Linked DNA regions of Homo sapiens: all the other regions are linked to region 1. Evidence: chromatin loops called from intact Hi-C (ENCODE). Cell type or tissue: endothelial cell of umbilical vein. All regions are shown on one strand.

Evidence for each region. Hi-C counts contacts between places; a loop is a spot of excess contacts. Peaks named below come from ENCODE experiments on the same cell type or tissue, not always from the same donor. Only the 100,000 strongest peaks of a DNase experiment are listed, where the experiment ranks them.
Region 2: a loop joins it to region 1, with 2.1 times the contacts of the local background. A loop is called at or near these places in 3 of 110 quality-filtered maps.
Region 3: it touches region 1 in a loop (5-fold over the local background); 4 of 110 quality-filtered maps call a loop at or near these places.
Region 4: it touches region 1 in a loop (14-fold over the local background); 11 of 110 quality-filtered maps call a loop at or near these places.
Region 5: it touches region 1 in a loop (12-fold over the local background); 7 of 110 quality-filtered maps call a loop at or near these places.
Region 6: it touches region 1 in a loop (5-fold over the local background); 13 of 110 quality-filtered maps call a loop at or near these places.

What each region holds. Positions count from the first base shown.
Region 1 is chr5:143,001,170-143,006,169 of GRCh38, forward strand. The region is part of intron 11 of ARHGAP26 (Rho GTPase activating protein 26); the gene reads left to right. Among named protein-coding and RNA genes, the nearest start is that of ARHGAP26-AS1, 130 kb to the left of the region's middle. RefSeq lists an enhancer at 1,209-1,278. In endothelial cell of umbilical vein, CTCF peaks have their summits at 2,047 and 2,261; DNase peaks (open chromatin) are centred at 952 and 1,732; H3K27ac peaks cover 1,496 bases.
Region 2 is chr5:143,583,210-143,588,209 of GRCh38, forward strand. It overlaps LOC105378209 (a long non-coding RNA gene), which reads left to right. Exons shown (of 4, transcript XR_944375.1): 2 at 3,454-3,490; 3 at 4,234-4,283. Among named protein-coding and RNA genes, the nearest start is that of MIR5197, 94 kb to the right of the region's middle. In endothelial cell of umbilical vein, no CTCF peak of the experiment used is centred here; a DNase peak (open chromatin) is centred at 3,082; H3K27ac peaks cover 322 bases.
Region 3 is chr5:143,308,681-143,313,680 of GRCh38, forward strand. It overlaps NR3C1 (nuclear receptor subfamily 3 group C member 1), which reads right to left. Exons shown (of 9, transcript NM_000176.3): 4 at 1,417-1,533. Among named protein-coding and RNA genes, the nearest start is that of NR3C1, 93 kb to the right of the region's middle. In endothelial cell of umbilical vein, no CTCF peak of the experiment used is centred here; DNase peaks (open chromatin) are centred at 1,111, 2,991 and 4,941; H3K27ac peaks cover 3,639 bases.
Region 4 is chr5:143,965,218-143,970,217 of GRCh38, forward strand. No RefSeq gene overlaps it. Among named protein-coding and RNA genes, the nearest start is that of HMHB1, 160 kb to the left of the region's middle. RefSeq lists a silencer at 1-24. In endothelial cell of umbilical vein, a CTCF peak has its summit at 3,006 (motif pointing left); a DNase peak (open chromatin) is centred at 2,984.
Region 5 is chr5:144,142,229-144,147,228 of GRCh38, forward strand. No RefSeq gene overlaps it. Among named protein-coding and RNA genes, the nearest start is that of YIPF5, 26 kb to the right of the region's middle. In endothelial cell of umbilical vein, a CTCF peak has its summit at 265 (motif pointing left); DNase peaks (open chromatin) are centred at 153, 2,973 and 3,403; H3K27ac peaks cover 2,540 bases.
Region 6 is chr5:143,062,555-143,067,554 of GRCh38, forward strand. All of the region lies in intron 17 of ARHGAP26 (Rho GTPase activating protein 26), which reads left to right. Among named protein-coding and RNA genes, the nearest start is that of ARHGAP26-IT1, 130 kb to the right of the region's middle. In endothelial cell of umbilical vein, no CTCF peak of the experiment used is centred here; a DNase peak (open chromatin) is centred at 1,937; H3K27ac peaks cover 925 bases.

The DNA of each region.
Region 1 (5,000 bases):
GGGTGTGTGAGGGGTGGGAGTAAGATGGAAGGAGGTCTGAGGGAACTATCTGAGCTGATGTTTCTATCTTGATAGAGGTTTAGCTTACATGGGTATATGAAATTGTCACAATTCATGATTGGCATGCTTAAGAATTATGTATTTTATTGTATGTACATTTTACATTTAAAAATGGACAAATATTGAACTTTAGATGATATGTGTTCTGAAATGTTTAAAAGTGCTGATATCTGCAACTCCTCTTAAAATTTATTAAAAAGCAAGATGGACTGATGGATGATAGAAAGATGGCTAGATATGTGATAAGGCAAATATAGCAAAATATGAACAACTGTAGAATGGAGGTGATGGGTATATGCATGTTTACTGTCTCTTCTTTCATCTTTTCTGTATGTTTGAGAATTTTTATAAGGGTATGTGGATTGGGAGTAAATGTGCTGTTCTGGCTGGCCTAAGTCACACTATTCCTGGAGTCGGAAGTGGAGTGGATTCTGCCTGTGATGGAGGTGGGGGACCCACACAGAGTGCAGAATTCTAGAATCTACAGTTCCATTTTAGAAACCTCATTCTGCTCCTTGGGAGTTGTGGGAGAATACTGAGATTCTCCATGTGATCACAGTGCTGGGGATACCCTTTACTGCCAGCTCAAAGCAACAGAATAAAAGAGTGAATATTCTCAGAATCTCTTGTTGCATGCATACGAGTTGGCATCAAGATTATTTTTGGATTTGGGGTAGGAAACTCAGCTTCGAGTCATAGATCTAGAAATGCAGTCCTCTGAACTGACAGCTGTTTGTGGCAAGGGAAGAAGTCACCTTTCCCTGTGTCTGTGTTGGATAACATAACATTCACCTTCTGCCTCTCCAAGGGGCATTGTGGGGATGAAGGCGATCATGAACGTGCTTTGAGTTTGTCTGACTGCATCAGCCTCGAGTTGCAATGAAGACAGCTATGCATGCCACTGCCCGGAACCTCCTGGAAGAAGGGACTGGAGGTTGAAAGGAGCTGCATAGTGCTGTGACTCACTCTCTGCCCGTTGTTTCTCCTGGGCTGGGACCCACTTGGGCAGCAGAAGAGCCTTATGAGCTCCTACTTTGGTGTGCTGCATACCATCCCGAGGAATTTCTCATATGCAGTTTTCTAAAGCACAAAAGAGCAAGGTTCTCTCTTCTGCTAACAGAGCTGTATAACTATTTCCAAAAACACTGGGTTGGGGGTTGGGGGTTGGGGGTTGGGGAGGGGAGCACATAAAGACATTCTCTGTTTAGTATTTCAGTTTCTTTTGGGAGGATGGGAGGTGGTCTCTCCTCTCACCATGAAAACGGCATGCTGACAGATGAGTGGGTTCACATCCACTTTTTAATGTTGCATCAGCCTGAAGCCAGGAAGTGCTAGAGCCGTAAGACTCCTCACACTGTGACCTGGCCACATCCTACATACATGTCAGCTTGCACGCCATCTACTTAACTGTCATGCACTTGATAGCAAATGAGCTTTTGCCCTTTCTGCTGCCTTTAAAAATTTCCTGAAACACTTTTCTGACTTGTACATTACTTAGATTTCTTTCTTCCTCTTTTGCATCCAGTTTTTGTTTATGTTGGCTGTGACTCCAATCTTCGGTTGAAAGCTAGGGAAGTTGCTTATAAAGGTTTTCAGGATTGCTGAATATGAAATGCAAGGAAATTGCATAACATTGCAGCATTTCCTCCTCTTGTTGCTTGCTTGTTACCCAAAATACAGTAGTTCCTTCTAGAAGCTTGAAGAAATTTGGCAGATCCTACCCTCTGATGGTCTATTGTGGTCTAGAGAGTCAGTGTTATCCTGATTTGAGGTTGAATTTTTCTTAAGGTCAAACAACAAAGCTTCCTGAATTATAACTATGGCAACAGTGTTTATGTAACACACAAATCAAAGTCACGGGGTAGCGGAGGAGAAGCACCCACAACAATCAGTGTTAATAATCCCAGAACAGTTAGCCTGTGCCTAATTCACCAGAACCAAAAACAAGTTAAAATAAATGGCCTACTCCTTCACTGGTTATTGGGGTGTGACCTACCACCTACATGCTCCAGGAGGAGCTGTTTCACCTTTTCTCTTGAAACTATATCAGCTTAATTTGAAATTTCTCACAGAGAACTGCGGTAAGTGCCAGTGACACTCAAAATGTGAAAGCATTGCCATAAGGATAATTTGCTCATCAAGGTCATCATGACCTGCCTCTGACCTGCAGAGAAAGACCCAGACGAAGGAATGCGCATCCTTAAGCCCCTTGTCCTTTAATGAGGAATAATTTCTTGGACACTGAATATATGCAAACATTTAGATGCCGCATAGATCACTTCCCCTAAACCCTGCCCCATAGAAATGTAAAATTAACCTTGATTGGAGATTGGAAATGATAAGAATGAAAAATTTTATTTGGAAGTATTAAATTCTGTAGAATATAGACTGTAGGAGCAGTAAGAGATCAAAGAAACGAGAGATTAAGGTTGTCTGCAGCCATCAAGTAAGTTAGGAAATATTTGTGGAGTAAGGAAAAGGGAAATAACGTTTTTGAGCACCTCCAGTCCCTGTGATAACTATTTTAAATTCTGTTAATACTCTCATAAGTATTATTACTTAGCTCTACTTTGCAATGAGAAAGCAGACTCGGAAATGTTGAATGATTATCTAAGGGCGCATAGTTCAAAAGTGGTAGAACCAGGTGACAAAATAAAAACTTCATCCAGATTAAATTTAAAGGAGTTTAATTGAGCTATGAACAATTTGCGAATTGGGCAGCCCCCAGAATCACCACACATTCAGAGAGACTCCAGGGATGCCTCGTGGTCAGAACAAATTTATAGACAAAAAAAAAAAAAAAAAAAAAGGAAAGTGACGTACGGAAATCAGAAGTAAGGTACAAAAACAACTGGATTGGTTACAGCTTGGTGTTTGCCTTATTTGAACATAGTTTGAACACTCATCAGTGTATAAGTGGTTGAGGTATGGCTGCTGGGATTGGCCAAGACTCAGCTGTTGTTATAGGTAAATTTTCCTAAGTTAGGTTTTCAACCTTGTCTACCTATTAAGTTAGGTTACAGTTAGTCCACAAGGACTCAGATATAGGAGCATGGAGTCCTTCTCAGGCCATATTTAGTTTGCTTTAACACAGACCTTAATGCCAAGTTTCCAAAGCCACAGCATGCTCCATCCACCACTTGACTCAACTTCATCCAAATCCATTTCTCCCTGTTTTGGAATCTGTCCAGGGCCTATACCAGTGAAAGGGTTAGGCTGACAATGATTAAACCCCAAATGCAGCGAAATTAATCAGCCCAGGAATGCCCGGGATGCCTTCTAGACAGAAGGGGGCTTAGGTCTGTGTGTAAGAGGATGCTGGGTCAGCCTCCTGCTTTAGTGGACCATGAAGAGCTCCTGTCAGTCATTTATGTTCGGCTGAAATCTGCCTTCCTGGGGACTCCACCCTGACCTTCATCTCTGTTCAGCACAATAAGATTTCCCCTTTGTCACATCACTGCCCTTTGAGAATCTGAAGACTGGTATTGTGATGTTTTGAAGCCTTCTCTTCTCCAACCAACACTGTGGTTTAGGGAAACACATCTTGCAGAGCAAGTGAGCAGAGCCAGAGGGTGGAGCCAACAAGAACCAGGATATAGCCAATGTCAAGGTCTAGGTGAGAAGGCAAAAACAATCTGACCTTGGGCAATAGAAGAAGAAGTGGGGATGAGGAATAGGTTCAAGACATATGAAAGTAATAGAAGTGATACAACTAGGAACTGATTGGATATGTGAGGTAGAAGGAATGGGAAATTCAAGGATGACAGCACAGTTTCTCGTTCAACTTTGTTGCACATTTTTCTCCTTCACTCTAGAGTTCCCTATAAAGCACAAGTAGGCTTTTCTGTCATGCACTTAAAAAAAAAATTACCACAACCCTTGTCTGTGAGCAACAGAAACACAACTAAAAAATAAAAAGTATGTTATTGATATACTATAGAAAGAGCAGGGATGAGCTTCTGATATGTTAAGATAAAAGGGCTCAAATGATACCATCAGAATCCCATGTCCCTTCATTCATGGCCCTGCATTTCTTTGTTTGACCTTTTCTGCTCAAGGCTTTGCCTGTGTGGTAGCCGAAGTTGGCCTCAAAAGCTTCAGGTATGCATCCTGTTTTCCTAGCAACACAAGGCCTCATTTCCCATAGTTGTAATAAAAAATGAGTGAGTGTCATCGGCTGAGTTTGGCTTGGGCCAATCATATGTGCAGTAGGATGCATAGTCTGGATCACATGCAACAAACCTGAAGATGGAGTTGGGATCAGCCCCACCCAAACCATATGAACTTGCCTTGGCAGGGAGGTGGCTCCCCAAGGAAAATGAGGGTGGTATCCCTGGAAAAAGAGGTGCATGGATGTTGAACAGTAGTATTCACGGGTGTCCAGAGCACTTTTTTCCCCCAATGTTACTGAGGAATAATACTAAGAGATAAGTTGCTTATATCCACAAGGTACAAAGCAACAGGCAATGCTTGAACTAATGGAAAAGAAAGTTTATTTTTCTATTCATCATCATTGTTGTAATCATGTTTTGAACAGCAAGCAGCAGTTTTTATTCACCAGCAAGAACGCTTCCGGGGCTGTTAAAAGACTCTGTCTTTTGGATGGCTGTAGGAGCACAGCCATTTGGTCACTTTTTATTGGGCCATTTTCTAAGAGACTGCCTAGTCTTGAGATGCCTCTGATTGTGTAGGGGAAGGGACTCGGCACCAACAGGTACAGAACCCCTTTCTTAGCCCTTATTTCAGAACTCCCCAGTGGTACCATAGGCTTCAAAACTATTAGAAGCATTCGTTGTCACCTGGTGGATGTAGAGCTAACACACAGGGGTGGAACATAGAAAATAAATGGCTATGTGAGGGATTTTGATAGCCTTGAGTTAAGCCAAATAAGATAAATCTGTATCCTGTTTTCTCTTAGGAAGGCCTGAATTGTCTGTTTC
Region 2 (5,000 bases), 580 kb after region 1:
TCCACAGGCAAATGACATTTAAGTCCATGGATGGATGCCTTTTCTTGATGTTCACACAGGAAACATATCATTCCCTATTCGACTCTATTAAGTTACTTCACTTGATCACATGTTCAAGCTTTCGTGGTCTTTTTTTCTAAAAATTATATTCTCCAGAAAAGGGGTGGTGATCTTGCCTTTCCCTTATTCCAGACTTTAAGGAGATGAAAACCAGGTGTAGGAAAGAGGAGGGTAAACATCAGGATATTAACAGAAAGAGGAAGAATAGAGGGGACAGTCAGGTGGTCCAGGAGACTGGAAGTAAATTCAGTTCACGTTCACCACATGCCACAGCAACAAAGATAACACACTTCCTGGTTTGAGTAGCTTATGCCTTAGAGCAGAGGTTCTCCATCTTTTGAGTCATACCTGATAGATAATATTTCATATGTTCAACCCACTTGCATTACTAATATGGACACTTCTGGACTGTGGCACTCACTGATTAAATACTCTGCAGATTGTATATAGTTCTGAGCTCAGGAACTACAAATCCTCCTCTTTCCCTATGTTCCCCTGTTGCACATGTTGTGGCTGAACTCCCTGTCTCTATTTCCCACCTTCCCCAATGAGTAGCAGTCATGGGGTAAGGGTGATAGTGACCCATTCCTGGCTCTAGGAGTAGGCGTTGATGAACTTAAGCAAACCAGTTGTCCATTCTTTTAGATTCAGGGGAAGGCATTTGACCTATGATTTCCTGGAGGGAAAACCAGGACTGTGGTTTGACTGTTGGTTGAGAAGAGGTCTGTGGGGAAGAGAAGATCTTTCTCCTAGATGTGGTACAGTGTGGATGTGAAACCTAGAAGTGCTGCTGCCATTTTGCTACCATGTGTGAAGTCAGCATGAGACAAAGTAGCAGAACAAAGAGAATTGCAGATCAAAGGAGCTAGAGCCAAACAAAACTGTATCTAAAGTCCATATAACACACACAAACCTATATTTATTGGTGTATTTTAGTTATAGGAGCTAATAATTCTCTATTATTCTTATTTAAAAAAATTATTTCAATAGGTTTTGGGGAATAGGTGTTTTGGGTTACATGGATAAGTTCTTTAGTGGTGATTTCTGAGATTTTGGTGCACGTGTCACCTGAACCGTGTACACTGTACCCAATGCGTTGTCTTTTATCCCTCAACCCCCTCCCATCCTTCCCCTGCCAAGTCCCCAAAGTTCATTATATCATTCTTATGTCTTTGCATCCTCATAGCTTAGCTCCCATTTATAGGTGAGAACATATGATATTTGGTTTGCCATTCCTGAGTTACTTTACTTAGAATAATGGTCTCCAACTTCATCCAGGTTGCTGAAAATGACATTATTTCATTCCTTTTTATGGCTGAGTAGTATTCCATAGTATATGTATACACCACATTTTCTTTATCCACTCATTGGTTGATGGGCATTTAGGCAGATTCCAAATTTTTGCAGTTGCAAATTTTGCTGCTATAAACATGCATGTTCAAGTATCTTTTTCATATAATGACTTCTTTTCCTTTGGGTAGATACTCAGTAGTGGGATTGCTGGATTGAATGGTAGTTCTACTTTTAGTTCTTTAAGGAATCTCCATACTCTTTTCCATAGTGGTTGTACTAGTTCACATTCCCACCAGCAGTGTAAAAGTGTTCCCTTTTTACCACATCCAAGCCAACATCTATTATTTTTTTATTTTTAAATTATGGCCATTCTTGCAGGAGTAAGGTGATATCACATTGTGCTTTTAATTTTCATTTCTCTGATAATTAGTGATATTGAGCGTTTTTTCATGTTTATTGGCCATTTGTATATCTTATTTTGAGAATTGCCTATTCATGTCCTTTACCCACTTGTGGATGGGATTATTTGTTCCAGTACTTGACAAGTGGGCAAGGGACATTATTGGTATAAAATCTACCAATAAATAAAGATATGTATTTTGCTGATTTGTTCGAGTTCCTTGTAGATTCTGAATATTAGTCCTTTGTCAGATGCACAGTACCTTCTCTTTATTGTTTAATTCAGTTTGAACTGGGTTTTGGGAACTTGCCACCAATAGCACTGATCCATATAAATGACTTTTCAACACTGTGGCTAAGAACCTCTGGGTTAGAGGAAATTCAAATAAGTTACTGACAAATGAAGTAAATAATAATAATGATAATATTAAAATCAGAAAGTGAGTGACAGCATTTAGAAAGATGTCCTTGGGTTAGGTTGGTAGTAGTTTTGGAATGCAGCCAAGGAGACAGAAAACAGCAAAAGTAAACCCCAGGTAAGGAAATACTTATATTTCTTAATTGGTTCTAAAATATATAGAGTTATTCAAGAGGGTTTCCAATCATAAAGCTATAAATTCAGAAACTGTAATGGTAGAGGTACTGCTAGAATAAGAGGCCCCTGGGAAAGCAAGTTAAGGCAGGTTGGAGTGGGTAGGCAGCTTTCAGGATGTCTGGAAGGTGGTAGGAAGGTTTGGATGAGAAATGCTAAGATTGCTGGAGTAACTAATGAAGCTCATGTCTGATGCTGCTGATGTATTACAAAAATCTCAGAAGCCCGGAGTATTGAAGCCAATGGTAAATTCAATAAGTATTTGATCACTGACAGAAAAACAAGTGTTCCAGGCATATAGGCAGCTAGTTTGTGTGAATCCGTAGTGTATTTAAACCAGCATGTTAAAGGGGCCTATAGAGAAGGTAGTCCCTAAGAATCTATCACTTTGTTGATTCAAATAAGACATAGCATCTTTTGCCATGTCTTCAACTACAGTGTTTGTGTCTTTCTTTTAAGATTGTTTTTCCTCCTTCCCTCCCTGTTCACTTTCTTTCTTTTTTTTTCCCTTCCTTTATCTTGTATGTGGATGCTGACATTTATGTATAGATCTCCCTCATACTGAGATCACTAATGCTGGTGGCTTTAGATATAGACTGTGCAAGTTCAGCCTGAGTGGTTCTAGACAGTTCCTTGAACTTGACTGCATTCAGGAAATGTTAAATATTTCCTGGAAATTGCCTGAGTCAGTGCAAGACTCAATGATAAAGCATATCCTGCAAGTCCTGAATGCCACATGTAGGCAGAGAAAAGGCAAAGCAATTTTCCAGCTGTTTAAATAATGAGCACAGGAGTCCCTTCAGGGGGTTCCTTTGAGTAGAAAAGCAAGTTAAGGCAGGATGGAGTGGGCAGGCAGCCTGCAGGATGTCTGGAAAATTAAGTGGGAAAGAAGACAGTGTGGTGGTACGAAGTCGTTTGAGCTCTAAAAGGACAGGTCCTGGGAAAGACTTAAGGCTGGAAACAAACCAGAAACATCCTTCATTTTCATCTTTCCAAACACAGCTTTGTTATTATCTAAGACAGTTGAAGAAAAAGAAAAAATTGACGTGCCTTTGGAAAATTCAAAATGTGTCATTTCTGTCTCAAAAGTCCTGTATTTTGTCTTGCAGTTCAGAGACTGGAGATGGGCAGTGTCACCCATATCAGGTATGTGGTTGAGTAATGTCTTAGAAACAAAATATGTTCCTCTTTGGTTCCAGATGCTTGGGTTTCTAGAGTCTGGCAGGACTAGTAATCTTGAATCTGTCTACTTCACACAAAGTTTGACCAAGTCTCACAGGGTTTGGGACCCTCACAGTTTTGTCAGGAAACCAGCCTACCTTTTTTCCCTACTCCTCTTCCCTCCCTCCCTCTTGCCATTCATTCAAACAGTGGTACAAAGAACACTAACAGGTGTCATACACTGAGGTATGTGTTGGGAATAGAGATGAGTAAACATGGTGTCTGCCTGAGGAGCTTATTCCCTAATAAAGGAGTCAAACATGAATAGATAAGTTATAATATGGAAAGATGAGTGTTATGAAGAACCCAGAACTGTGGGAGCCTGAGTCCAGCTGCAGTTCCCTGGCAGGGGAGTGTCAATACCCTTCCAGTTAAGGTGGGGTGGAGGGAGCTCACCAAATGCCTCCAGAGAGCCAGGCGCCAGAGTTTATCAGCTATCAGGAAGTTCTGATACCAAGAATAATATTTTAGATGGAAAGAAATACTTTCCTGCAGTGGTTTGAGGAGATGGTGTTGCAAAATTTTCACATTTTCTTTTATATACTGTAGTTTAGAGAGGAAATTATCCTTTTCTTCTGGGGGTGGGGGGTAAGTTGGCAGATTTTTCTGTCAAAATTAAAAATAGACATAAAAATACACATCCTTGGACTCTGCAATTCTATTTCTAGGAATATTCCCTCAGATACAGTCAGAAGAATATACAAGGATAAATGTACAAGTAAGTTGATTATAACATTGTTTGTAACAGTAAAAAACTAAATAATATAAATATCTAATTATAGGGGAATGGCTAAATAAGTTATGGTATACTATGGAATGCCATGCAACAGTTTAAAACAATATTATAGAGCTCTATATACTGAAAAGAAAGGGATTGTTAAGGAAAAAAGAATGCTGCAAATAATTGATATAGTCTGATGTCAACTATGATTTAAAAAAATTCTACACACATACATATACATCCATCTATCTGTCTGTCTGTCTGTCCGTCTGTCTGTCTGTCTGTCTATCTATCTATCTAAATATATGGAAAAAAAGCACTGAGGGATGTGCACTAAGCTGATAAAAGCAGCTATTTCTAGGGAGGGGAATAAGGTTGGGAGTGGGGAATGGGATGGGTAAAAGGGATATTAACTTGTATATGTTGCTATATCACTGGCATTTTTCCTGAATATACATTCTTGTATCACTCAGGCTAAACATAAAAACATTTTCAATTCCTATGGCATCTGAAATGCTACCATGGGCATAAGCTGCATAAAAATGGCCTTTAATGCTTATATGCTGTGGTGGGAACGTAAATTAGTTCAACCATTGAGGAAGACAGTGTGGCAATTCCTCATAAACTAAAGACAGAAATACCATTTGACCCAGCAATCCCATTACTGGATATATAGCTGATATGGTTTGGCTGTGTCCCCACCCAAATCTCATC
Region 3 (5,000 bases), 310 kb after region 1:
TTCTTCCTTGACTTCCAAGACAGAATTAGGTGACCTTCCTCTTGTTCCTGTGGCCCTATGCCCTCTATGGTGTGCCATGCTATTTTGTGACTGACTCTGCAACCTAACTAGCAGATAAACTACTTGAATACAGGCACTATTTTATTCATTTTATACCTAGTGACTGCCTTGTTGGTGCATATTTGTTGAATAAAAGTGCTAATTTCACAATAAATACTAAGCATATGTGTTATGAGATCACCACTACCTTCACAGAACTTGCAATTTCAACCACAGCAGAATTCCAAACTTTTTTCAGAGGAAAATTTTTTAATGCTGAGATCAGTGTTAATTATACAACTTGTTATATAAACAGGGATATGAAACTCTAACTTATAACTAGTTTCAGGTTTCTTTTTTTTTTTTTTTTTCCAAGACGGAGTCTTGCTCTGTCGCCAAGCTGGAGTACAGTGGTGTGATCTCGGCTCACTGCAACCTCTGCCTCCCGGGTTCAAGTGATTCTCCTGCCTCAGCCTCCTGAGTAGCTGGGACTACAGGTGACACCACCACGCTCCGCTAATTTTTGTGTTTTTAGCAGAGACAGGGTTTCACCATGTTAGCCAGGATGATCTTGATCTCTTGACCTCGTGATCCGCCTGCCTTGGTCTCCCAAAGTGCGGGGAGACCAAGAAACTTTCTCAGAAACTTCTCACTGTTGTGTGCATTCAGGTCATGGAGTTGAACGTTTCTTTTGATTGAGCAGTTTTTCAAACACTCATTTTATAGAATCTGCAAGTGGATATTTGGAGCGCTTTGAGGCCTACGGTGGAAAAGGTAATATCTTCACATAAAAACTAGACAGAAGGATTCTCACAAACTTCGGGGATTACAGGCGTGAGCCACTGCACCCGGCCCAGGTTTCTTCTTTACTTGAAAACCAAAACAAAACCCATCCAGTTCTTCCTTGAGGTTTTTTTTTTCCCACCACCCCCCGCTTGAAGATCTGTAATAAAACACAGATCTCCAAGTAAAAGGTATGCTTTTAAAAGGCAAACAGAAAAATGGACATGTAAATATGTCTGATACAGAAACATTTCCAACCCTAGGGAATAGTTTTGAGGCTGAAAAAAGGAGTAAGAATAATAAAGTTGCTGCATGTTGTGTAAGTTTCATTATTACATAATTTCCTTTCTTTGTATATAGTCTGGCTGTACTGAATTCAGTGTGTGTAAGAAGAACTGGTGGATAAACAAACAATATGACATATTCATGAAAAAAATTTCCCATTTTTATTGGGCAGTAACATTATGCTAGTCAAGCATATATATACTGAACTGACTACATTAATTACATCTGCTTACGTGTATCTTCAAAAGTAAAATGATAAATTTTTATAAGCTACAGAGACAAACAATTGCTTTCAGATATTTATATTACCTTCCAGGTTCATTCCAGCCTGAAGACATTTTCGATAGCGGCATGCTGGGCAGTTTTTTCTTCGAATTTTATCGATGATGCAATCATTCCTTCCAGCACATAGGTAATTGTGCTGTCCTATATGGAATAAAAGGCACTATTAAAGTTTCACAGGTCTTCAAACATATTTTATAAGGACAGCCTCTGTCTTTGTTTCCGGTGGAATATAACCAAGACACCCACAGGTATTGCCTTGAGGGAATGTTCTTGCCTACATTGCCATTATGAGGTCGAGAGGTCAAAAACAACAAAAAGAGTCTCCCTTTTTCTGTTCAACAAACTGAAAACAGTGCAATAAAAAACCTTATTGCAGTATTCACATATAAAAAAAGTACACAAATCAGTGAACCATTTAATAAATTTTTACAAACCAAGAACCTTTATGTAATCAGCTCTCAGATCAAGAAACAGAACAGTACCCCAACAGGCCCCCTTTCTGCCCAATTCCAGCCAGTACCCACCAAGGGTAACTACTTTTTTGATAAACTGTGTTTTACACAGTTTGATAGATTATGTTTTTTTATTTTTATTTTTTTGAGATGGAGTCTCGCTCTGTCGCCCAGGCTGGGAGTGTAGTAGTGTAGTGGCATGACCTCACTGCAACCTCTGCCTCCCAGGTTCAAGCAATTCTCCTGGCTCAGACTCCCGAGTAGCTGGGATTACAGGTGCACGCCACCACGCCTGGCTAATTTTTATATTTTTAGTAGAGACAGGGTTTCACCATGTTGGCTAGGATTGTCTCGATCTCAGGACCTCGTGATCCACCCGCCTCGGCCTCCCGATGTGCTGGGATTACAGGCATGAGCCACCACGCCCAGCCAATAGATTGTGTTTTAAACAAATAATAGTTTGGGGTAGATGGTTAACTGTATCAGGTTCAATTCTTTGTAAAGAATAGGCCACAAAATTGACCACTAGACTATAATTCACCTTTGTTCAGAGCTGCTCTCCAATGCCAAATATCTGTACCAGCTGTTTCAATTTCTTTTTGTACTCTATAAATATCCTAGCTTCTTTACTTGGACAGAAAATGGAAGCACTAACCCAATTCTATCCCCTATAAATCAAAAGTACGATCAACAGATACATCTATTGATGAAGTGGTTATAATACAAAAAAGTTATACCCTATAAGGAATCTCTAAATCACTGTCCTACAGTTACTGGAAGAAAAAAAGAAAAAAAATCACCCACTGCTAAAAATGAAAAATTCCAAAGTTTTGTTTATATCCAACTGAAATGTCAGGATGTGCACATTACGCCAATCTTGATTTCTTTATCCCAGGTATGTCTTGTGCACAGCTAAGACTCTGAGCTATAGGATCAGAGGCAATGTACCTTCATAAGTTAAAAATAGCCCTTTGTGGTTATTAGCATGAAGTTGGACAAGTCTATCTATCTGTTCCTTATCTATAAAATGAGGAGTTTTAACTAGTATTCACTATTTCATAACACATGGCCACGTACAACTAATAGTCATTTCCTGTCAATCCATTCATTCATTCCTTGACTCATTTATTTATTTATTTTTAGACAAGTTCTTGCTACGTTGCCTAGGCTGGAGTACAGTGGTGTGTCATAGCTCTTTGCAGCCTGAATCTCCTGCTTTAGCTTCCTGAGTAGCTGAGACTACAGGTGCGATGCCTGGATAACGTTTTTTTTTTTTTTTTTTTTCCTGTAGAGACGGGGTCTCGTTATGTTGCTCAGGCTGGTCTCAAACTCCAGGCCTCAAGCAATCCTCCCATCTTGGCCTCCCAAATTGCTGGGATAATAGGTGTGAGCCACAGTGCACAGCCCATTTTCCTTGAGCCACAGTGCCCAGCCCATTTTCCTGTCAACCCTTCTGATAAGACAATGAGATATCTTATTTTGGAGTTCCTGTGTCTTCTACTACTTGGTAAATTCCCTTTCTAACTAATAGAAAGATGAGTCTTCAAGTCAGCTGAAATTTTGTGACTTTGTTTTGTTTATATGGTATTCATTTTTGTGGTTAAAGTCTATTTTTGGCAAATAATTCTGGTTTTCTATTTATGGTGGGTGTGGTAGCCAGCCTCCCAAGATGGCCCCCAGTGATCTCTGCCTCCTTGAATGCATGGTCTTGTGCAGTCCCTTTCCGTCCTTTACCAAGATTGGTCTGTGTGGCCAATAAAATATGGCAGAAGTGATGGCATGTTACATGTGAAATCAGATAATAAAAGACAATAGTTCTGCTGCATTGATCACATACTCTCTTGGATCATTTGTTATGGGGGATGTAAATTATAATGCTACTCACGTTACTCCACAGAGACCACAAGGATGCCAGCTTTGGCTAGTGTAGTAGTCCCACCTATTGATTAGAGTCAAAAGTAAAGCCCACCCCTGCCTAGTGTAAAGCTCTGAATAAAGTGCAACAACTTGCTGATACCCATATTATACTATGCCAATTTTGAGGGATAATCTATAATTCTAGCAGGTATTAAGAATGGAGTGCTAAGTGTAAGATATTTTCAATTCACAATGGGTTTATCTGGAGGCAACCCCATTGTAAGTCGAGGAGCCATACTGAATGCGTATCACTTTCCCACCATCATAAAAGTTGAAAAATCGTTAAGTCAGGGACTGTCCGTATTATTATTATCACTGCATTTATATCGTGGAAATACTTAAGCAGTTAAGAAAGTGAGGAGTAAAGTGAGGACACGAAGACGCTTCTGTCTTCTGCGTATGTGTTAAGTAACATCCACTTTATTAGGAGCAATGCACAAAGCAGGGCTGGGCTTTACTTTTGACTCTAATCAATAGGTGGGACTACTACACTGGCCAAAGCTGCCATCCTTGTAATCTTTGTGGTGTAATATGAGTAATTTTATAATTTGCTAATGTATTAAAAAGTAAAACAAAAGAAAATGACTCATCTAACTCTCATGGATATGCAAACACAACATGAGACAAATAATAATAATCCTCATACAGTGAATGAATAATTGTTTCTTTAAAAAATTAATATAATCAGAGCTTTAGGCCAAGCTACTTTCAAACTGCTTTAGAAATAACTAAATTATATGACAATTTTTTTCCTAGAGGAGTCACTGGTAGTATTAGGACATTTTAGACTCTCTTCTAATAAATTTGCTATGGAATGAATTTCTCATTCTTTAGGGAGATAATGCTGTTGCCCTGTCAGCAGTCTGAATCCATAACAAAGTAAGATTTGTGTTAATACAACATTTATATAGTGAAATCAGTTTCTCTAAAATACCTTTCCTGACCTCCTCAGGCCGAGTTTCTCTCTCCCTCATCTATATTATAATCTCTGTACCTTGTCATTGTTAACTCATCTTTCACTTCAGTGGAGTGTGACTTCCCAGAGGGTAAGGATCAGGTCTTATTGGTATTTATACCACTTAGCACAGTGCCCTGGCTTAATAGAAAAAAAAAATGAATAAGAAATGAAATGAATATCTTTTTTTTTTCCTGTCACAGTTCTCACTGTGACTCATTTTTGCCAGGCCAGTAAAGTTGGTGACTTTGAAACCTATTAGCTTATGGAAGTTAAAGCCCATG
Region 4 (5,000 bases), 960 kb after region 1:
GTTAAAGGACTGTGTAAGTTTCTTACAGGTATGGATTTCAGTTAGTTTGTCCATGATCATTTGTATTTATTTTTGGGAAATAAGAGGTTTAAAAAGATAACCAGAAAACCACAAAAAATATAGTGAGCACTTTATGAGAGAGACTTTTATAATTTCATGGGAATTTAGAGGGATAAATCGCTTCTAACTGATGGAATCACTCAGACTAATTTATAGGGAGGTTGCCATACTGGCAACCTGAGGTTTTTTATCTGTATCTATCTGATGGATACTAGGTAGAGAAAATTACGTGAGTAAGGCATGGAAATATGGAAGCACGAGTGTTTAGGTAATGTCATCAGAGTTGTAGTTCAGCTTGGATATTCAGAACCGGAAAAGGAGATGAAAAAGAGAGGTTCTGCCAGGGTGTGTTTGGTCAGTATCATTTCCCATGCGTATAAACCTAGCCCATTCTGTAAGTCAGCGGTGGAAGAGAAAACAGCTAAAGTGGCTGGGTCCTCTGGCTTTTATTTAGCATCTGGCTCTTTTCTGGATCAGCATTTCACACAATTTGTTCAAGGTTTATGATTTTATAATATTCTTGCGCTATTGTCACTGTTGATGAATTTCCTCCAAACTCTAGTTATTCAATACCTCTCTGATCTTAAAAAATTCCTCTTTATCCTCACTCTGTAATTATATGTGAGTTCAGAACACCTAGTTTATGACCTAATCAATGGAAATTTGAATATGCTGGGACTGAGAGGGTCCTGACAAGAGCAGGTAAAAGCCAACAATCTTCTTATGTGGTTCTCCATCAACGTGGTGCTTTGAAAAAAAAATTCTATTCCACTCCTCTCCGCTAGCCATTTTCCATTAGCCATTTTTGCTCTGTCTAAAGCTTCAGTGGTTCCCCACCTTGAAGTGGGTATTTGTTGCTTTCAGGACACTCAACAACCTTTTCCTCTTCCTTACAATACTTCCATTTTCATTAGGAATTTAACTCTTTTCCATTGGGTATTGTGATGAAATGGTAAATCTATGGGCCTACTACAAACTAAGGAAGCAAAAGAGGTTCCTGGAAGTTCTCTCTGAGGAATTTTTTCTTTTACTACCCTGGTTTGACTAGGAGACAGATAGGTGACTAGAGTTCAGCCAATCAGTCGCTTCCTTCTAAAATCAACTCTTGAGTTCTTACTGTAAAGACAGAAAAAAAAAAAAAAGGCTAGAGATCATTGACTGCAGGAAGTGGCCTCCTGTTAGAATACCATGACTGTATTCCCTACTTCCTTCCCATTTCCAAGTGTAAGTCTTCAATTTCCCATCAGTAGCTTTTTTTGTTTGTTTTTGTTTTTGATTCCTTAAGCATACTTAAGGCCTTTGCACTTACTCTTCCTTCTAGTTGACACCCTCCCCCTAAAATCTTTGGCAATGCATAAGTTAACTAAAAAGGTTTCTCACTTTCCCAGGCAATTATTTAGAATTATTCTAAGAAGTTAAATTATTGGAAGTATGAGAGAAATTTCAAAGCTAGTAACATAGTGCCATCTAAAATATTAAATTATAACACTGTAAAACATGGAATATTATATATCCAGTTCTTTAGATGTTATTTTTCCTGATTCAAGCTCAATATTCCCTACTATCTACATAAATTATGCCTGCAGGACCTAAGTTTTATTATATTTATTTATTTATTTTACCTAATTAAGGTGTTATTCAAATAAATACTCTATGTATCTTCTAGGCTTCCCTGTCCCTATGCCTCAGCTCTGCTATTTGTTTCATGCCAAATATTTTTATCTCCTTCTTTCCCTCTCTTTTCTATATATATATATTTCTAAATTAAAGCCCGTTTTTTTTCCTGCAAACCTTTCATGGCCAGCCACTCAGAGACGTTTTCTGAGTTCCCTGTGCACTTTATTGCTACAGGACTTAATACAAGATTGGAAGTCCTATTTGCATGCATATTTTACATCCCCTGCTAGACTATAAGCATTTCACTATGGGTGCAGAGAAGGGGTCTTTGTTTTTCCATCACTGAAATGCCTAACATTAAAATTTTTTTTTGGCTACCTCTTCTATGCCAGGCATTATTCTTGGTGTTTCAATTACAAAAGGAAATCAAGCAATGCTGGCTACTCTCATAAGCCACATGTGAAATGGAGAGGTTCTGTGGGTAGAACATATCCAATATTTTTACCTTTTAAAAAAATTTAGAACTGACAATCTAGCAGTAGAAAAATACATATACACCAAACTACACAAGAGAACTATTGAGAGAAAATAAATATTAAAGACAGAGGAATTTTATATAAGAAAATTCTCTAAAAGAGAAGGGGGTTGAGGTAAGCCTCATGGAGAAAGCATGGTAGTTTGTATATAATAATATTTAGTGTATATTTGTAAAGGAAAGGGATATGCATAAATGTATTTAACAAATTGCCTTTTGTTTAGTTTTGTGTTGAAAGAGAGAACAGTGCCTCAGATGATGCAGAGTCAGAGATCATCTCTCCCCAAAGTTACATTTTGGTTTTGAAGTATACTACATGATTTATTTACTGATTATTTCTGGTACATATTTCTCTGAAATCAACTTTAATGTCTGAGGAATATATCAAATGAGGAAAATCATTCTGGGGCTAAAATATACCATGGAAGATTCCCTTAGTGGTCAATTAGGATTGACTATTCCTAGCTATAAAGAGAAAAGAAAAAGAATATAGAAAATAAGGCTCTAAGTAAGTCTCAGAGCATTGGTCCTGGAGTGAAACCATGAGGACCATCTCTTCAACTCCATTTTCACAAGACCTCTACATGCCTTGTATCTGCAGATAGGCGGTGATGAAGAAATATACATGCTTTTGAGAGCTCAGCTGTTTACAAGGAATTCAGTGGATCTGAGCAATAGTAGTTTAACTTGAAATGCCAAGTTAATTTTTTTTTTTTTCTAATCAGAGGTAGATCTATCTTTATCTTGGTAGGTCTACCATGTTTATTTTCAATTGATCAATAGTGACACCTGCTGGCTCAGGAAGAGACACTTGCCTAATGTGACTATAGGACTGAAATAACTGTGGGAAATAGTGGATATAGTTAGCTCATCAATCCTAAAAACCAAAATGGAACAACCTTAAGACCAAGCTGATTATTGTGTGGAAATTCTCAAGATGATCACAAAAATGAGTCATTATTGGGATGTAGACTTGATGGTGGTGAAATATGATCTAAGACTTGAGTAATCCTTGGAGGAGAGGCAAAGTAATCCTATTCTAGCTGCCTCTCCTAGCCTCACTTCTGGATTAGGGACAGCACTTTCCAATCTCTTTTCCTACCTTTAGTCTGATTTCGCTTCAACACATCTTACGAAAGACCTAGAGTAATTTCATAATCACATTCATGCTCCAAAGCCTGAATGAAATTTATAAGAGGACAGGGAGATAATTGGTGCACAGTCACACTGTGACACACACTCAAATCCAGTGGCAGGAGCCAAGAAGCCAAAGCAAATGGCTCATCACCAGATATGCTCTGACAGGTAGAGATGCAGGTGCTCAGGATCAGAACTGACATGCTGCACAGTATAGCGCCTCTGAGGTGGCCTGGCAGATCTGTGGAGAGGGGCTCCCTCTCAAAACCCTACCCCCATGTTCCTATCCCCCTCAGTCTTTGTTGCTATTTTGAGTGCCTTTCAGGCTGCAAAGATGCCCTTGATTCCTCCAACTTTGCCTCCTTGATCTGTTTTTCCTGAGGAGAAGTGGATGCTCTGAAAGTACTTGTCCCAGTCCCCCTATTTTCCATTTCTTTTTAGTCATCTTGGAAGGCAAATGATATCAAAGTTAAGCTAAGAAGCCAATAATTCACATGTAAATTTGCATTTTAAATGGGAGCACCTTAGCAAAGTATGTACTTAACCCAAAGCATGCACATCTAATGTTCATTGTGCCAAGGAACAAGAAGGAGACATTCGGAGCAGGAGCAGGACCTTCTGGATGCACTGAAAATAAGTACATATAAATAAGAACAATAATCATAAGTCATTCTTAATACTTACTGGGCACTCACATGTAGGAGACATAGTGCTATTCGTTTGATTCCTCTTGCTGTGTAGAAGCATCACAACAATTCTAATAGGTAGAAATTATTATGCCTAGTTTATAGATGACAATACAAATGTTCAGAAAATATAAGTAACTTGTCCAAGGTTATACAGCAAATATTGATGAGTCTGAGACGTCAACCAGGGTCTTTCTGACTTAGACTCTATATACTTAATTATGCTCTACTACACTTTTTTTTCAAAGGCTGGCCTGGATCATCAATGACATCTAACTGTTTAGACTAAGAGAACAAAGATATGGTCTCCATAAGTAACAGTCCAAAGGAAACATTTTACAAAACAGGTAAGCTGCAAAGCACTGCATACATGCCAGTTATTATTACAAGAGGAAGAATGTGGCATCAAGTTTGAGCTTCTCTTTATAATTCTATAAGACAAATGAATGAGAGAGAGAGGTTTGGCATGACAGGGAGGTGAGAAAAGGTTATATCAACAAACATAACGACTTCCTTTTGTGGAAGCATGTTCACATGAACACAAAGTATCCAGGTTGGGTTTAGCTCACTGAAACACAGTGACCCTGTTGCTCCACCTGTAATGAATCAACACAACTTATTGGGTATTTGGAGTAACCAGCATTTTATTAGGTCCTGCATGTATATGACATCACAGTTCTTTTGTAAAACATCAACAAAAAGTTGAGTAGGTTATACATTTCCCTGCTTCAAATATAATTTTAAAATAATATGAAAAGGTATACACTAAGAACCTCACTCCTGTATTATTTCATTTCTCCCTGTTCCCCCTCAGCTCTCCAGATAGACATTTCAACTTCTTGTTTATTTTTCTAATGCTTCTTAATGCAAGTATAAGCAAATATAAATATACATTCTTATTTTCCCACTTGTCTAGCACAAAAGGTAGCATATACAATGATAAAATTTCCTCATATTAACTTTTT
Region 5 (5,000 bases), 1.1 Mb after region 1:
GCCTGCAGCCTCACAGCCTGAGCCTGGCCTATAGAGGAAAATGGCCCTCTTCCCAGCAAGTAACACACAGGCAGTTTTGGTGAGACTGTGCATATCAACTTTGTGATCAAATTCTATCTGGATGTGGAAGAGCAGTTGAAAATGAAGATATAAACAAATGAGGAAGGTGTGACAACAGAAACTGTCCTAAAATTTTCTGTTCTTTACTTCAGTCGGCAAGTGGGAATGACATCAGATAGGTTACAGAACCACCTAGTGGTGAAAGAGCATCTATGCTGGTATTATAGTATAGACTTGTGAGGTCTGTGTGTATAATGAGCTTAATCTGCCATCCTGGGTGTGGGGGAATGTTGTGCCTCAGTCACTGAAGGGTCTAGGTGCCCTCCTTGGCTTCTGCCTCTTCTCCTACTTCTGGGAATGCTACTGAGAGCAGGGATTTGGGATAAAATGTGTCACCTATATTGGCTTTTCATCTCTACTTTGTTACAGGAGATGTTGGGGAAAAGAGATGTTGACATGACAAAGGAGGCTGAAAACGTTAGTGAAAATCTCAGTCCAACATGTTCTTCTCACATCTATCAACTCCTACTTTCCTTAGAATCTGTGAGGGTGGGGAACACATGAGGGACTTCCAATTTCTACTTCAAATACTTTTGTACTGTAGGAATCAATTTACAATATGCATGCATTGCTTCTGTGATAACAAAAAAGAGGAACCATTTGAAACAAAGAAATGGATGTCACTTCCTCAGGAGCTTTCCCTGATATTTGAAGAGCAGAGTGCAGAAAACCTGCACTGATCTATCTACAAATCTCCCACATGCATTTTTGAGGTGTACAGCTGGCATTACAAGCATAGACAGTGGCTTTGGCACTAAATGGTGCTAACTTTTTCAGATGGGAAGTTGATCCGTGGACCTTGTTAGCCTGGGAACTCTGATCTTCCCCCAGAGAGTCTTGCTTTGGGCAGTACAATACTACAGGCCCTTGCCCTTGCCCCTCATTCTCAAGGGAGGTGGCTTGCTGCAGTATTCGAAGGAAATGAGGCTGGCAGATGAAGATGACTTGGTACTTCATTCATAAGACGGTAGTCACAATTCAAAATGCAGTCGGTGGCCTAGAAGTGCAGCTCTTTATGATGTTCTACATAAAGAGTTCCAAAGGCTTTAGATCATAATACATACAGCAGAATTACTGATAATTAAGTACACAATATTTAGAAATGTATCATTCCCCAAAGCTGTATTTTGAGGAGGGTAATTTGTGACCTGATGGTTTGGAGAGGGAGAGACACCAGCTTCCAAAATACCAATTAGGAGAGTGTTGTAATAATACAGGGGCAATAACGATGACAATTGCCATGGCAGGGAAAAAAGCGTTTCTTTGCCAGCACTGAATCCTCATTGTGCCCATTACAGTGCCCAGCATAGTGTAGACCACTGATAAGCATTGATTGAATAAACATTTACATAACCTGGATGATTAACCATAGTACTGTAGAGGATGAAGGCATGGGTGAGACTTGAAAGAATACAGAAGACTTGCCTAGTTCAGAGATGTAAGAAGCTATGGGGAGAGAAAATCAAATGATGACTCTGCATTCTTGTTGGTTAGTGGTATGGATGTGAGAAAGAGATGGAAAGGGAGAGAGGGAAAGGGAGAAGAAGAGAGAAGTCAAAAGGGCAACAGGAGATAGGAAGGAGAGAGAGAGAGAGAGAGCAACCCACTGAGAGAGAGAGAGAGAGCACGCAATGTGAAGGGACAGACTTTCAGGGTAGAAGAGGGAGGAAGAGAGGAGTTCCACTGTGCATAACTTGACTTTGAGTTGCCAGTGGGGTATCTTAAAGAAATGTCTAGCAGGCAATTGATAATAGGTATTTGAGCATGAGTGTAGTGTTGGTGTTTGGGATATAAACTAGATAGATCTAACATGGAGGCAAAAGTTGAATCTGTAAAAGCAAACAAACTGTCTTGGAGGGCAAGATGTAAAGAGAAAAAACAGGGCTCAGAATTGAGTTCTTAGAAACACTCACTACTTCAAAATGTATTGGGAACGCTGGATAAACTTGAAGGTGACAAGTTTCTGCAGTTGCCAGTTGGACTCTTCTTTACCAAAGGCTAGGTAAAATTACTTGATATTTTGAATGTAGACTATATAGAGAGTTATTCAAAGCCAGGTATAAAGTGGAAAATCCTGAGGTACACAGAAGAAATAAAATATTCCCAACTCTTATTTGTGCTTTGTTTTAAAATTCTCAAAAGCAACTCCAGGTTCTTCAGTTAAAAAGTTTACAGCTAAAGTTTGCTGTCGTTTTAGTCCGTTGGAGTATCCTTTTTCCCTTCTATTTTTGCTTTTGTCTCCACTTTGTAAAGAGGTTGCTGAAACCTGTGCATCGAATTCTTTACAAAGCAACCCAGCCACTAAGGGACAATCAAAAAGGAAGCACAGTGCATTTATAACAACTTTGCTGGGAATTGGTGGGAGGGGAACCCAAAAGGAGTGCTGTCTAGATCAATGACCCCAGAGCACTGGGATAAGTTAATTGGCAAACCATGAAGGAACATAATGGGAGAACCAAGAGGGGCTTAAGCAACCTTTTTAGGATTAAAGGATAATACCTTTGGCAGTAACCATTTTTCACTTCCTTTCTTCCCAGTGGCCCTCTTCTGGTAAGTTAACAAAAACAGTACTTTCCCAGGTGTAGTCAGACATCTAGAAATAAGAAACTGCCTGGATGAGGTAGCTGCTGAGCACAATTACTGTCTTGGGTAGTGCTGAGGCACCAAAAGGTTGCTGGAGGGCATGTTGAAATAAACATACATCACTTTTACTGATGCAAGAGGAAACAATTTCTCTACCAGGGGTGTGTATATGTGTGTGTGTATGTGAGAATGTGCGTTACCAGCATCAATTTGGATAGGTAAATGGAAACGTGATTACTCCACAATGATGCAAGTATGATGGAAACAATGCACTTTTCACCAAGTAGATATCACATGGAAGCAGGACCCAGGTGTTTCCTTTCTGAAGGAAACTCCCAACAACACTGAACAACACTAAATCCAATGTCAACAATGAAATGCATTGACAGAAAAGTCCAGTGATTCTTAAATCAGATTCTTAAAGGCTTATAACACTGTAAATTCAGCTCATAAAACTGAAAAGGGGAGAAATTAAAAAGTAATCATTTTAATTATCATGTTTGTGTTACATTTAGCCAACCGCTACAATAATATCATTTGGCATGTTCTACTGTAATTAATCCAGTAAGTGTACAAAGTAAACAGATTAGAACTATTTATAGCTCTGAAGCTCAAGTGGAAATGAGATATTGCCCAAGTACAATTACAATAAATATAGGGCTTGTTGACACTCCTTCAAATTATGCTGTTAGGACTTTTAACCCCCCATGTTGTTCTTTAACTGTATCAGCCTTCAGAAAACAAAGAAAATTCCAACAGTGGCTCTCGTCAGACTTATTATCAGATGTACACATCAAAGTGAGTAACCAGGTCCTTGTTTTATTTGAGCCAAATTAGGTAAATCTCATTAAAGATATGCTAACTAACATATGAACACCAGTGCAGTTTTAAAAGAAATCTCTGCAATGAGGTACAAAGAACACATGATTTTATGAGTCAGTCTCACAGAATAAAAGTTATGGTCAAGATTCGTATCATTTACTGCCATAGATGCCTTTAGACCTTTACTGCCATAGATGCCTTTAGATAATAATGAATTATATATAAATGAAAGGAAATATATATCTGGCACAAAAGATAAAAAAATCTATATTGAGAGGACCATTTTTTAAAAGGTAATATCCCTCACTTAGTAAAAACAAATGAAAATTGCTCACAAGACAGCTGGTCAACTATTTAGGTATAATACGTGCAAATTAGGTCCAAAGTAATTATATTCACAATTGTAAGAAAAAAAATGGTCTCTCGTGATATTGCTGCTACAAGTATTGCTGAGACCACTACTGTCCGTAATAATAAATAGCACCTACTATCTATTGCACACTTTTAGTTTACAAGGCACCATATTAAGTACTTGGCATTCTTTCCCTCAGTTAATCCCACAAAGGCTCATGAAGGAGGTGCAGTAGTTATCCCTGTGCTGAGATGAGAAAACTGAGACTAAGTGAGGACAATTCCTTTATGATTCTAGTACAGAAGCTGGCTTTTGAGCTCTGGTTGATCAGATTACAAAGCCTGTGCTCTTAAACACCATATTGTCTCCTGACAATTTCAAATGAAGAGTCTGAGTGAGGACTTTTGAATGCAGATGAAATAGTCTGCTCTTTTTAATTTTATTTTTTGTAGAGACAGGGTCTCATTATGTTGCCAGGGCTGGTTTTGAACTCTGAGCTCAAGCAATTCTCCTGCCTCAGCCTTCCAAAGTGCTGGGATTACAGCTGTGGCCCACTGTGCCCGGCTGGAAATGGCCTACTCTTTGTCTGGTTTGAGTGAAGCCAAGAAAATCCACCTTCTGTTGCTTACAGAAGAGGCCACAGTTTTGCCTCAGTATATTGGGCTTAGGCTCTGGTTTTACCCCAACCACAGGTTAATGTAAACAGCTCATGAATATATATCTGTTTATTATCTACAAAAGAATGTCCTGCATGTGTGTAGTCATTTCACATAAATGGTCTCTTTTGATCCTCTCCTTGGTGAAGTGGGCAGAGGAAGCATTTTTATCCCCATTTTACAGGAAGTAGAAAACTTACTTTATTCAATGCTGTATGATGGATTGAGGGCAGAGCTAGAAGTAGAATCTATTTTTCCCTCTTCTCCCAACCATTTTGCACACCAGCTTAGCTCTTCTATGTGAGGGAAAGCAAAACAACTACAGTAGCCCAAAAGATTTTCCAGTCACCCTCCAAATGAAGTGAATAACATCTGGCTTCATGTTCTCATGTTATCTGTAATTTAAAACTAGAGGCAGCTATCTCTAGTTAATTTCAAAACTGAACCCAAGTTCACTAATCCAACCC
Region 6 (5,000 bases), 61 kb after region 1:
GTCTGAGTACTTCCAGGCATCTCTGCAAATCAAAAAGGGATGTATTCATATTTCTTTAATGATCTAGAAACAGTGAATTGGGTTCATATACAAATGCTTGTGGTTATAAAAAAAAGTCTTGCCAGGCATTGGCACCAAGGAGGATGAGCCCTAGTGGTTCAGTAGCATTCCTTGAAGTTCTTAAGAAGGGTTCAAAATAAAAGAAAGTGAACATTAATACTTAACATAAGCACATTTTAGATACTCTAATATTCCCTCTTTTTCCATCCCAAATCTAGAAGATAAGATTTAACTTACCAATGAGCTGTTAAACATGAGAAGTGCTAGTTATTCATTTGCCATCAAGACTAGTCCAAATAAAATAGCCGTAGAATTTTACAAAACACATTTAAAGAAAACAGTATGTTGTGATGATGGCTTAGATGGAAAGCTCCTGTGAGTTTCTCTGGCTGCCTTCCCTCAGCCATACACCCTGGCTCCGGAACCTTTGTTCTCTCTAGTAACCACTGAACACCGCAGTGCTGCCAGTGCAGGATTGCTTGGCCGCTGGGCCACTGGTGGTATGGCCTGATACCCCCACGCAGCCACATTGACCCCATTCTCCAGTCCTATCGGGCTTTTCCCTCACTGACTCCCACCGGGAACTCAGAGTTCTAGTGATTTTAACCCTTTTCTATCTCTTGAATCTGTCTACTTTTCTCTGTCTCCATCAGTACTCCTGTAGTCCAAGCTGCCATTGTGTCTTTCCCACGCTGCTTGCGAAGGCCTCCTCCCTATTGCTCTGGCTGGTGGAGCTCTGGCTCCTCTCCAGTCCACAGAGTGCATGTTGTGCTTCCAGGGAACTTTGAAAACTGCAAATCTCAGCATGTGATTCCCCTGCTTAAAAAAACTTCAAAGGCAGCTTCCCCATTGCTCTTAAGATAAAACCCTGGAAATGGCCTCCAAAGCCCTGTCTGGACCAGACGTTTTTGGAATTTGCAGTTTCATCTTGTGTCTGTTTCTCATGATCACCATCCTGTTCCTACTGCATGGCACACAATAGACGCTCATGAATATTTGTTGGGCAAATGCATGAAGAGTCTCTTGACCGCTTCTCAAATACCCACCTCCCTGCTCCATCCTTTTACCTTTTGCAATTCATTTTCTCCTGTCTGGAATGGCCCCTCCCCAGCCTCTGCCTGCCAAAGGCTACCTCATTCTTCTAGCTTCAGCTCAAATGTCAATGTCACTGCCAACAAGAATCCTTCCTGCCACAAGTGCCCTCTTGCTTTCCTGAGCTCCCACAGCCTTTGCTTGTTCGTCTCTTTTAGCATGTATCACATTCCACCTGGTGGGACAGTTTGCCCAGGTATGTATCTCTCCCTCCTGTGACATCTTAAGCTCTCAGGGGATGGGCAGTCTGTCTCCCTTGTCTTTGTTTCTTACCTAGAAGTTACAAACGAAGCCCATGGCCAGAGCAGCCCACACATGTGTTTGGTGGTGGTGGTATCCTACACATTACTGTTTTGAAACTTTGAACAGGTTTCCAACATCTTTAAAGGGGGCGATTTTACTTGAAAAATTCGTATCTCACCACTGACAATTGGCTGGAGCTGAGTAGAAGCCACACCCTATCCCCCAGGGTGTGCCTTCTCCAGTTTGCCTTAGTTCCTAACAGTCCCTGTTGTCTCTTGCTCCCGGCCTACTTCATTCAGGTCTCCTACCTGCCTGGCCGTGTTGTAGGCATTTGGGTTTTCAATCCTTGCCTACCTATTGGCTTATGCCAAAAGAGGAGCTCGATGTTTGGTGAATCACATAAATGAGCAAGCAGAAATGGGCTAAGGGAGTTACTTCCTTGACTGGCTCTTTTTTTTTTTTTTTCTCCTGGAAGATTTATTATTTCTGATAGATGGGAGGTCCATGAAAGAAGTGAGTGATACCGCTTCCTGGCCTATTTATGGGTATGGGGCAGGAAGAAGAGTGCATTTTTTTTAAGACTAAGAATGGGATTCTCAAAGGACCTTCTCCAGCTATTTTTGGCAGAGTCAAAGGAAAATCTATTTAAAGGGACATTGCACAGAGCACAACGACATATTTTAAAGCAAACAGACAACTTAGCACTTTAAATTAATGGAAATGGAAAGGAAGAAATCAGAGCTCAACATTATTTAGCCTCACCGCCAGACCTTTGCTTACTTTCAACCCAAGAATTTGTCTGTTCTGTGGCTTTGTAGCCTTTAGAGATAGGAGAGAGAAAGATATCAGTTCAGTTTAAATTTTTTGCCTTAAAAAACCCAACAACATTTCTGAATTCAAGGAACTAAATCTTTCACATCACATGTAACGCCCATTCTGAAAGGGGAAATGCTTGACTTCAAGCTGTTAATGTTCAGCAGTCTTAGAGCTCCTTTGATTTGGGTCTCTTGTTTGTTTTGAGTTGTTCCACTTATGTTTGGATTTATTTTCTCAATAAATTTCCTGTTTTCTGATTCATCTCTTCCTTTTCTGAGTCCATGGAATCCCCTCCCAAATTAAGGGAGGAGTGGGAGGAAGACACTCTGTTTTTCTTACTTGGTGCCGCCTTTAATTTTGGGAGTATTATAAAAGTGAGAGAGTATCAGCAAACATGAACATGACTCAGTTTCTTCCTTGCTAATCCTAGCAGAGCTTAGATTTCTTATACATTGGCCTTGGGAGCGTGTTCTTCATGAAATGCCTCTCTTTTTGGCTGAGTGGTGGTGGATAAATTGATTCGCTCACACTGTTTTGGGCACTGGAGTCCTCTCTTGCTGCATCCTCTTTGAATTGCATCATGAGTGTTATCTGCGATACTTATGTTCTTACATTGACTGGTTACTCACCAGCTCTTCAGAACAATTGTGGCTGAAACGTGGCAGCTGGCAGACTTCTACGTATATGAAGTTAATCCATGGGGCATAAGAGCACAGTGGTGAAGAGAGAACATTCTGTAGCCAAACTGCCTGATTTTGATCTCATCTCTTATGTAACCTTGCATGTGAATTATTTCTCTCTGCCTGAGTTTCCTAATCTGAAAAAGATGATAATAATTGTATCAGAAAGTTTTAACTTCGCACATCAGGTTTTCTTGGCTTCTCCTGTTTGTATTGCAGCCACCACTGAGATGACCACTTCTGTGTGGGCTCCGCTGCCCTTCCTGCAAGTGCAGCCTGGTAGCCTGGAGCCTCATGCCTGCGTTTCTTACCTCCCACCCTAGGGAGGCATGACACAAAATGGCATTCACACACGGATACGCTGGGACAAGGGGAAGTTAAAAAACTCTGAGGGGAAAACCTTTGGCCAGTGGGAGAAGGGAGCTGAGTATCTCAGAAGCAATTGTTCAACAGCCTCTTTGAAGATGGTCTCAAGAGATTGAGCAATTGTGTTAGTGCTTGAACCAGGTGGGGTCTAGCTTCTCTTCTCCGCCTCATTCCCCCAAGAATCCCCTGGTAAAGTAGTGTCAGGTAAGCCTTTATGTACAGTCATGCGCCACATAACAACGTGTCTATCAACGATGAACCACATATATGACAGTGGTCCCTTAAGATTATATCATGTTTTTACTCTATAGTTTCTATGTTTAGCTATGTTTAGATGCACAAGTACTTCCCATTGTGTCACAGTTGCCTACAGTGTTCAGTACAAACATGCTGTGTGGGTTTGTAGCCGAGGAGCAATAGGCTATACCACAGAGCCTAGGTGTGCAGCAGGCTCGACCATCTATCTGGGTTTGTGCAAATGCACTCTATGATGTTCACACAGCAATGAAATTGCCTAATGACATATTTCTCAGCATATCTCCATTGTTAAGCGATGCGTGACTATACTTCAAGTCTCTTCTTTCTGGAAAACCTAAAGTAATACAGTAATAGTGCCCACCCTTTTAGAGTTGTGCAGATTAAATTAATCTACACAAAGTTCTTAGAAGAGTGCCTGGCACATAATACACCTTCCATAAATGTTAATTTCTACAATCTGTTGGAGAAATCCGGGAACGGGAGAAAGAAGATGATAGAGCTGGTTTTAGGGTATGGGAAATTGGGGCAGTTGTTGAAACCAAAATAAGTCATTCTTGCTGACTAGATGGGGCTTTCTTCATAGTTTTGTTATTGGCAAGCAAAACCCTGAGGGCTGGATGCTGAAAACATAGCACACACAGCTCTTGTCCACTTGGGAGATTTCTGTGTGTGCATGTGTTTATTTTTGCCTTGCTTGTGTTTGCTTAGCAGTTTGTGTGCATTTGGCCCAAAGGGCTGAGCATCTCTCCCTTCCTAGCAGAAGATGAGCCAGCACAGGGGCAGCTGGGAGAAAGAGCTGTTCATATCTGGTTTCAGGTCCTACCTTATTGCAAGTCTCACACTTCCCTGTGAATATCAGGGCTCTTCGTGATTCAAATGCTCTGTGGGGTGGTGCACCTGTTTGAAGGAACAAGCCACGTAGGGCTGATTTCCATGGAGGTTACCTCCCCCTCCCCCTCCTCTGCCCCTCCCCCTCCCGCTTCTGCTTCTTGGTGTCGCAAGGCTGATTTCATCTCCGATGCAGCTGTCTTTGCTAGAGTTTAATAACTCTTAATTTCCTGGAGGGGGATGGCGCGTTATATCATGAAGACTCATCTTTGTCTGCGTGGTCTGGAAATTTCCACTCATCTTTGTGATCTTTGAGATGTTTCCCTTTGTGGGGGAGTCTGACTTTCCTTCTGTTTTACTCAGTTTGACTGCCCTCTCAGATGTCATTCCCAGATTAAACATGACCATCCACTGTGAAAACGGCCCTCTTGACCTTCCAGTTTCCCCCTGGGAGCAGTCTTCACATGGATTTCCTTTCCCGAGTTACTGAAATCTGTATTGAAGTATTAATCTATACTCTAAAGAAGGTCATGCCTATATTCAGCTTCATTCTGTTTTGGTAGATATTTTTTCACTTTTGCAGTTTCAGTCCAAGAAAGGGCTTGAACAAAAGTTCAGGGGGTTTGAATTTTGGTATCAGTCTTTTCTGCTTCCACA